2 separate regions of the Homo sapiens genome follow, and region 1 is linked to region 2. A link is a contact called in ENCODE Hi-C or POLR2A ChIA-PET data. All regions are on one chromosome and are shown on one strand. Each heading gives the region's core, a stretch centred on a gene start or an enhancer-like site at or near the end of the contact. The rest is flanking DNA. Distances are from core to core; before and after follow the strand shown. Region 1 holds the start of BLM (BLM RecQ like helicase). Region 2 overlaps CRTC3 (CREB regulated transcription coactivator 3).

Evidence for each region. A loop is a pair of places that touch in the nucleus more often than their neighbours do. ChIA-PET counts read pairs that join two places held with the same protein, here RNA polymerase II (POLR2A). Pooled maps may share reads with other maps.
Region 1: a pooled map shows a loop between it and region 2 (6-fold over the local background). The contact joins the promoter of BLM here to the enhancer-like site in region 2. A Hi-C loop is called at or near these places in 1 of 168 maps with a recorded cell type or tissue (endothelial cell of hepatic sinusoid), 1 of 37 single-sample maps with no recorded cell type and 7 of 50 pooled maps. POLR2A ChIA-PET finds 5 or more read pairs at or near these places in 5 of 52 experiments (H1, OCI-LY7, activated CD4-positive, alpha-beta memory T cell and 2 more).

What each region holds. Positions count from the first base shown.
Region 1 is chr15:90,715,789-90,719,970 of GRCh38, forward strand. It overlaps BLM (BLM RecQ like helicase), which reads left to right and starts at 1,558. Exons shown (of 22, transcript NM_000057.4): 1 at 1,558-1,652. CRTC3-AS1 (CRTC3 antisense RNA 1) reads right to left here and starts at 1,352. Exons shown (of 4, transcript NR_120372.1): 1 at 1,193-1,352.
Region 2 is chr15:90,618,184-90,622,056 of GRCh38, forward strand. CRTC3 (CREB regulated transcription coactivator 3) reads left to right here. Exons shown (of 15, transcript NM_022769.5): 9 at 1,558-1,607. It overlaps CRTC3-AS1 (CRTC3 antisense RNA 1), which reads right to left. Exons shown (of 4, transcript NR_120372.1): 4 at 1,826-1,970. Among named protein-coding and RNA genes, the nearest start is that of LINC01585, 40 kb to the right of the region's middle. RefSeq lists an enhancer at 2,623-2,672. Within about 2 kb of position 2,333, at least 5 of the 41 ENCODE cell types and tissues checked have a DNase peak (open chromatin) inside an H3K27ac peak, as active enhancers do.

The DNA of each region.
Region 1 (4,182 bases), core at 308-2,807, 97 kb after region 2:
AATAAGCTGCAATTTATCTATTCATCTATTGGTGGACATCTGGGTTTTTTCCCTTTGGCTATTATGAATAAAGCTGCTATGAGTCTTTTGGTGAATAAAGGCATTCATTTTTTGGGGTAAATATCTAGAAATGGGATTTCTGGGGTATAGGGTAGGGGTAAATTTGATTTCAGTAGAGACTGATGTTTCCAAAGTGGTTGTACCATTTTACACTCCCATCAACACTGTATGAGAGTCCCATTTCTGCATCTTTGCAACTAAGGGAATTGTCAGTCTTTTCATTTCAGCTATTCTATGGAGTGTTTAATAGTATCATATTTTGGTTTCAATTTACCATAGAAGATTTTCAGGAGGGAGGTAACTTGAACAGATTTTTACATTTTAGAAAACTCTTTCTGCGTATTATGTGGAGAATGATTATTTGTATACCAAAGTTCATAGCAGCATTATTCACAATAGCCAAAAGGTGGGAATAACCAAGCATCCATTTATATGGATGAATGGATAAACAAAATGTAGTATACATGTATAATGGAATATTATTTAGCCTCAAGAAGGAAGAAATTCTGATACATGCTACAACATAGATGCTCCTTGAAGACATTATGCTAAGTGAAATAAGCCAATCAGAAAAGAGCAATTATTGTATGATTCAATTTATATGCGGTACCTCGCACTTACAGACAGAAAGTGCAATATCGGCTATAAGGGGTTGTGAGAAACGGGTAACGGGGAGTTACTGTGTAACAGGCAGATTTTCTATTTGGGATAATGAAAAAGTTCTGGAGATGGATAGTGGTGATGGTTTCACAACAATGTGAATGTACTTAATGCCAGTGAACTGTACACTTAAAAATGGTGAATTTTATGTTAGATAGATTTTATCACACACACAAAGAGGAGGGAGGGCGGGAGGGAAGGAGAGAGGGAAGGAAGTAGAGAGGGGAGAAGAGAGGAAGAAAGGAAAGAAAGTAAGATCTGGCATCACAGGGCCCACATTCCCGCGTGTCAGCAATAGGCTGAAACAGAAGCATGGTTTCTCACGTGTCCATGGAGGCATCTGAGTGTGTGCCCACTTTCCCGGTTCAATGACAATTTGCACCTGCTCGTGTAGAGGGGTACGGGTGAAACAGAGACCAGTATTATTAAGGGGATGGAGAGGAGAGACCGCCAAAACATCGCAGAGACACACCGTCGGAACCAAGAGAATGGGGTGCAGACGCCTGGCTTGGCCTGTGGGAACTGGCAAGTCTCAGCTCTCAAACGCCCGGGCTTTTCAACCCGCCACAGCCGGGTTCCAGCTGCCTACTTCCTTTAAAGCCTTCACCGACTCTAAAACACCAAAAACAAAGACCCAACTAGCTCCGGAAGCCCGAGATGTAACCGTAGTCATCTGACCCTCCCGTCCGGACTCTGATTGGGCTTTGGAGATACGCGTCCCTCCCGGCGCTGTACGGCGACCCCGCCCCAGCAGCCTGAGGGGGCGGGAACAGATGTCCGAGTGCGACAGTATTGGTCGGCTTCCCCAGGAAGCAGCCAATCGGAATAGGCAAGCTTCCGGCGGGAAGTGAGCCAGGGCTTGGCGCGGCGGCCGTGGTTGCGGCGCGGGAAGTTTGGATCCTGGTTCCGTCCGCTAGGAGTCTGCGTGCGAGGTGAGTACCGCGCGCGTAACTACGGGTCGGTCCGCATTGATCTAGCCCTGCTCTGGCGGCCCGGCCCGGAGCTGGAGGCCGCTCGGGTTCTTCCGTTTCCTGCACTGGTTCGCCTCGGCCCGCTGAGTCCTCTAGTCTGGCCAACATCCTGGGAGGACAGCAGATACATAAATACGTTCCCAAATGGGGAAACAGAGGCCCGGGGCGGGGGCGAACTCTGCCAAGGTCTCCCGGGGCGTCGGAGGCCGAGCATGGGCTAGGACCTGGCATGTTGTTGCCCATATACTCCAGTGCGTAACATGATGCCCTGCACAGAGTAATCCCAGCCCAGACCTCTGGCACTACTACCTCCGTGTCCCTCCTGAGGAACAACGAAAACACTTTGTACTTTTTCTGTGGCCTTCCATAATCACGAGCTGGGCTACTCTTGTTTTTGAGTGTCTACTGTGTGCCATGTTCCTGGCACCCTTGATCTTACAACTGTAGCTTTACGATATCCCAGCAAAGCGAAGTGCTTAAGAATACTGCATCAGATTGCTTGGGTTCGAATTCTGGCTCCTTCACATTTAGCTCTGTGTCTACTGCACGTTACTGAAACACTAAGTGTCTTGGTTTTCGTCTGTCATATGGGGGAAATGGTCTCTTCTACTTCCTGGCGTTTTTGTTAGGATTAAACGACTTAATATATGCAATAATAAATGCTTCGAAGGCTACCTGTTACATAGTACACAGTAAGGGTTCTGTTATCATTACCCAGAGAAGCGGATGAAATTGTCCCCATTTTAGACATGGAGAATCTGAAGTACAAAGAGGTTGTCTCCGTACAGAAAGAGCATTTGGTGATTAAGTGCTAGAGATACAGGATTTGAACTAAGCGCCTGATTTTAAAGTATGTCCCACAACATTAGGCTTTCTCCTATAGCCCTCACCTGTCCTTAGGTCACACAGAACTTTAGGTACCTCATGGCGTGAGATGGAGCAGGTGACTGACAGCTCCTTGTGCCACCCATGCAGATAAATAACACTGGTGTGTCACTGTCAAGATTAAGGGACAGGAATTCGAGAGACTGCATGAGAGATCAGAAGATGAAGAAGCGGGTAGGCAAAAGTATTCTGTTTGGGGAATAGTAAATAGAATTAATTAAATCAACATTTTGTTAGCTGGGCTGCTTATACTGTCAGACAGTAGCTTATAATCTACTGGGAAGAAATGAAATTTCTGGGTCCTGTGTCACTTTCAATGCCACTCACCATGACAGGTACCTTATAAGTATAGTTTACAGTCCTATCAGTAACCTGGAGAAGTAGTTATTTCCTTCGTTTTACTGAGGAAACCAAGAGTTAAAAAATCAGGAAAAGTGTTAGATGTGCAGTAGAACATCATCATGCTGGGAAGTTCTACACATCCGCTTCAGGACAGGTGGTATTACCTATGAGCAGGAAGGGAAGGGAAAAAGGTAAGGGGAATGAGTGATAGTTTATTGTTTTGATTTTTAAATTTTTATCTGTTTTTTCCTTTTTCATAGTCATTCCTGGAATGAGTGAGTTTGTTTTTGTTTTTGTTTTTGGGGGATGGAGTCTCGCTCTGTCGCCCAGGCTGGAGTGCAGTGGCGCGATCTTGGCTCACTGCAAGCTCCGCCTCCCGGGTTCATGCCATTCTCCTGCCTCAGCCTCCCAAATAGCTGGGACTACAGGCACCCACCACCACGCCCAGCTAATTTTTTGTATTTTTAGTAGAGACGGGGTTTCACTGTGTTAGCCAGGATGGTCTCGATCTCCTGACCTCGTGATCCGCCTGCCTCCGCCTCCCAAGGTGCTGGGATTACAGGCGAGCCACCGCGCCCGGCCATGAGTGAGATTTTAAATATATCTGAAATGAGGCCAGGCACAGTGGCTCACACCCATAATCCCAGCACTTTGGGAGGATGAGGCGGGCGAATCACCTGAGGCCAGGAGTTCGAGACTTGCCTCACCAACATGGCGAAACTCCCTCTCTATAGTAAATACAAAATTATCTGGGCGTGGTGGTGTGCGCCTGTGGTTCTAGCTACTGGGGAGGCTGAGGCACGAGAATCGCTTGAACCCAGGAGGCTGCAGTTAGTCAAGATTGCACCACTGCACTCCAGCCTGGGTGACAGAGTGAGAGTCCGTCAGTCAATCTACCTGAAATGTTTTATGCCTTTAAAAGAGAGAGAATAGGGCCGAGTTTAACTTTTTAAATTTGGTTGGTGGGTACATGGGTGTAATTCTATTTTCTGTATCTTTATGTAAGAAATATTAAAAATTAAAAGATATACATATATATTTTAATTTACATATATATGTGTTTTTTTCTAAGAGAAAAATGGATAGAATAAAGAGGTCCAAGATAATCGTAGAATAATCCTAGGACTTCAGTGCTGAAAGCCCCTAAGGGTCTCCACTACCTGTAGGATAAAATCTAAACTCCTTGGCATGATACCAGAGGCTTTTGAGCATTCTGTATCGCTAACACATACTATTCTACCTCAGCCTTTGTACCACTAGTTCA
Region 2 (3,873 bases), core at 1,083-3,582:
TTTTCATATGAATTGACTTATTTAAAAAAAAAAAAAAAACCCTGCTAAGTCCTCCATATCTTATTTGTTTTGCTAAAAGCTCTGAAACCTGGTTGTAAGTCATAGGCAGATTTTTCTGTTTTTTTAGCCAGCACTTTATACCAGTCTCCAGCTTCTGTCCAGAATTACTGGTATACCAGATAGCTCTTTTTAACTCAAGGGCATTTGACCTGAGTCCTCCAAGAGTCAGTAGACAAGTCATCTGTTTTACTATGATTTCCATGCGCCTTTGAGAATTTGTATCTAAAATTGTGCTAGCTGACCTCCACCTCGGCTCTCTAAACCTCACCCACTGTGGAAGAAAGGGGAGGTCCCACGGTACTTGCCTTGGCCTTTCTTCCCAGAGGGAAGCTGTGTTGACTTTGAAAGAAAACAGTTAATCTGTTCCAGCCCTTAAGGATGCTCTATTGCAATTGTTTGTATTGCCTGTGTACTTAACTATCCCCACCTGTTTAGGATCCCTTTGGCCCAGTTCCATTTTCTTCTGCCAAGTCTACCAGAGTCACCATTAGCATTAGTTGTCTTAAAAGGCTTTTTGTAAAAGCAAGATGTATTTGATGTTTAATCATTTGGGAAGTAAAAAAGAGATATGATTTAAAATTTACATATTTAAACACAGGAGAAGCAACCACACTGTCTTTTGGCTGTGAGAGGCACATGTGGTTGTGGAGGCTTTTATCAGAGGATAACTATGTCTTCTCCACCAAAGAGGGCAGTGGTGTGCCCTCCTCCCTGAGTACCAGGGACTGGTCTCTGGAAAGAGATGTTCATCTCCCTTGGTTCTTGTGGATTTGTAATACTCATTCCTGTCCGTCTGGAGCTTATATTCTAGTTGAAATAGCTTAGTTTCTTCTGACATTCATTTCTTTTTTCACCCTGCTTTTTTCTTTTATTTATTTCATTTCCTCTCAAGCCAATTGGAAAAGAAATGTTTATTTAAAAGCTCTATGTCGTCCAGACCCAGTGGCTCATGCCTGTAATCCCAGCACTTTGGGAGGCCGAGGCGGGTGGATCACCTGAGGTCGGGAGTTTGAGACCAGCCTGGCCAACATGGTGAAACCCCGTCTCTACTAAAAATACAAAAATTAGCCGAGTGTGGTGGTGCATGCCTGTGATCCCAGCTACTCGGGAGGCTGAGGCAGGAGAATCGCTTGAACCCAGGAAGCGGAGGTTGCTGTGAGCTGAGATGTGCCACTGCCACTCCAGCCTGGATGACAAGAGTGAAACTCCGTAAAAAGCTCTATGTGTAAAACATTGGTCTTTTAATGTTAATCCAGAAGGTAAATTGATAAGGCATCAAATTAGGAAAATGTATTAATATTATGCCTCCCTTAGGCCTGGAAGTTTGAGTTTAAAAAAGTCATGCCAAAACCTAAAAGGCTGCTGTGTGAGGACTCTGTCGACACGCAAGCTCTCACTTGCGCCCACTAGAGCCTCAAGGTCCTTACGAAGACACTTTTCAAAAACTTGAATTTGGCTTTACAGCGAGTAAGCCCAGCTTTCATTGTCTCTTCTCAGATTCAGTCCCTGTCAGGACGCCCTCGATCCTGTGATGTTGGAGGTGGCAAGTAAGTAATATTCTTTCTGTTCGTGTTTCAGGGACTATCCTGAAGGTTTTTCCCAAAAGTCTCGCTGCTTTGTTACAGAACTCTCAGAAACGTAACTTGCTATGCATAAATTGAAAGTCAACTGCATTTTCATAAAAACAGCCACTCTCTTTTGATACTCATATTTCATCTGTTTAAACTAATTAAATTACATGACTATAATAACAAACAAAACTTACATAAGTATGTTTGAGAATCACACAACTGACTCTTGGTAAATACACAACTCTCCGGGTAGAAGCAGTGTCAGAAGCAGAAACGTGCAGGAATCGAGAGGAGCCTACCAGCCCCGAGCTGTGGCAGGCTGTGGGCATCGGTGACATCCTGGCCAGGGGAAAAGGGAAGCATCAGTTCACCTGGCAGCTTAATGGCACAGAAGTTAATTAAGAGAGTTTCTGTGAATGTACTTAATGTCACTGAACTGTACACACAGAAATGGTTAAAATGGTAAATTTTATGGTATATTTATTTTACAACAATTTAAAAACATAAATGGAAGATAAATATATTTTCCATTTGCAATACAAAAAAGTTTCTATGAAACCATTAATTTGTTAGTGGATTTAATAGTATGCAACTTCACTCCCTAAAAGGTTTGAGACAACTTACAAAAATATAGTACAAGCAAATGAAAAAGGAAGTTCATGAGGAAGTTGAGTCTAAGAGAGAACGAGGAGATGAGAGAGATAATGAGGCCCTTGCCTTAACAGAAACTGCCTTGGGAGGGCCGGCTGGTGTGCTGCGTGGGACGGTACAGACAGCTGCTGGGGAGGTTCACAGAGAGGACCCCTTGGAACTCGATGGGCTGTGTCCTGAGAGAGCCCCAAGGAGGCTTCCTGGGGCTGTTTATCATAGTGTCCGTGAGAGCAGTCCCACCACTTGGAACTGAAGCCAATTCAGAAACAGCAAGGCTGCAGGGCCAAAATAATGTGGTTTGGAAATGGGATTCTTGCATGATCTGACTTAGTACATACAATCACCAGTGGGTCAGTGGGTGAACTAAATCCACTTCAAGCAGTCATTGAATGTGATTTCCCCCAACAGAGCTTCCTGTGAGTATCTCACAGCAGCGCAGTCAAGGCACTCTCTACTGAGTACCTGGAGCTCAGACATTCTTTCTGGCAGGTTAAACGTAAACTCAGGTGATTTGCTGAGCTGCGCCACGGGTTGATGTTTGCTTCAGAAAGTGGGCAAGCCTGCCAGGACGCATGCCCAACAAAAGACAGGCCGCCGAGAGGTGCAGGACATTCCCATGGAAGGGGCAAGCTTTTCCTCAAGGGAGTCTCCCTCAACCTAGTCTGGTTCAGGGGCTTCCTGGTAAAATGGAAATTTGGAAACAAAAACAAAAACAAAAACAAACATTTTCCTCAAGAATCAATTTTGGCTTAACCATCAGATAACCTTCAGGCTCTGAAAGCCTAACATTATAGAATTGGGCTGCAGTACTTTAGCCCTCAAGAGGTTTTTGTTGTTGTTGTTTAGTTAGTTTGTTTGTATTTATTTATTTATTTGAGATGGAGTATCGCTCTGTCGCTCAGGCTGGAGTGCAGTGGCATGCTCTTGGCTCACAGCAACCTCTGCCTCCCAGGTTCAAGCGATTCTCCTACCTCAGCCTCCCAAGTAGCTGGAATTACAGACGTGCACCACCATACCTGGCTAATTTTTTTATTTATAGAAAAGATAGGGTTTCACCATATTGGCCAGGCTGGTCTTGAACTCCTGACCTCAGGTGATCCACCCACTTTGGCCTCCCAAAGTGCTAGGATTACAGGCATGAGCCACCATGCCCAGCCTGTTTTGTTTTTAAAGATAGATAGGGCCTTGCTATGTTGGCCAGGTTGGTCTTGAACTCCTAGTCTCAAGTGATCCTCCCAAAGCACTGGGATTACAGGTGTGAGCCACCATGCCTGGCCAACCTGGAGAGTTTTAAAGCAGGTGTTTCTTAGGTAGAGAAAGTTGCTTTCTTGCTCTTACTTTACAGATAGAATTCCATTCAGTGACTTCTAGTCATGCAGATATTTATTGACCCCCTAATTCTTGGCACTGGGTTAAACAATGAACAAAACAGATCAAGTTCCTGCTTTCGAGGAGCTAATAATCTAGTAGAGCAAGATGGGCAGAAACAAATAAGCAAAGCACAGCAAAAGTCATGTGTGGGTAAATGCACTGAAGGAGACGCAACTGTGGCAGGTGGACAGGCAGCCACCAGCGGGCGTTGAGGAAACCT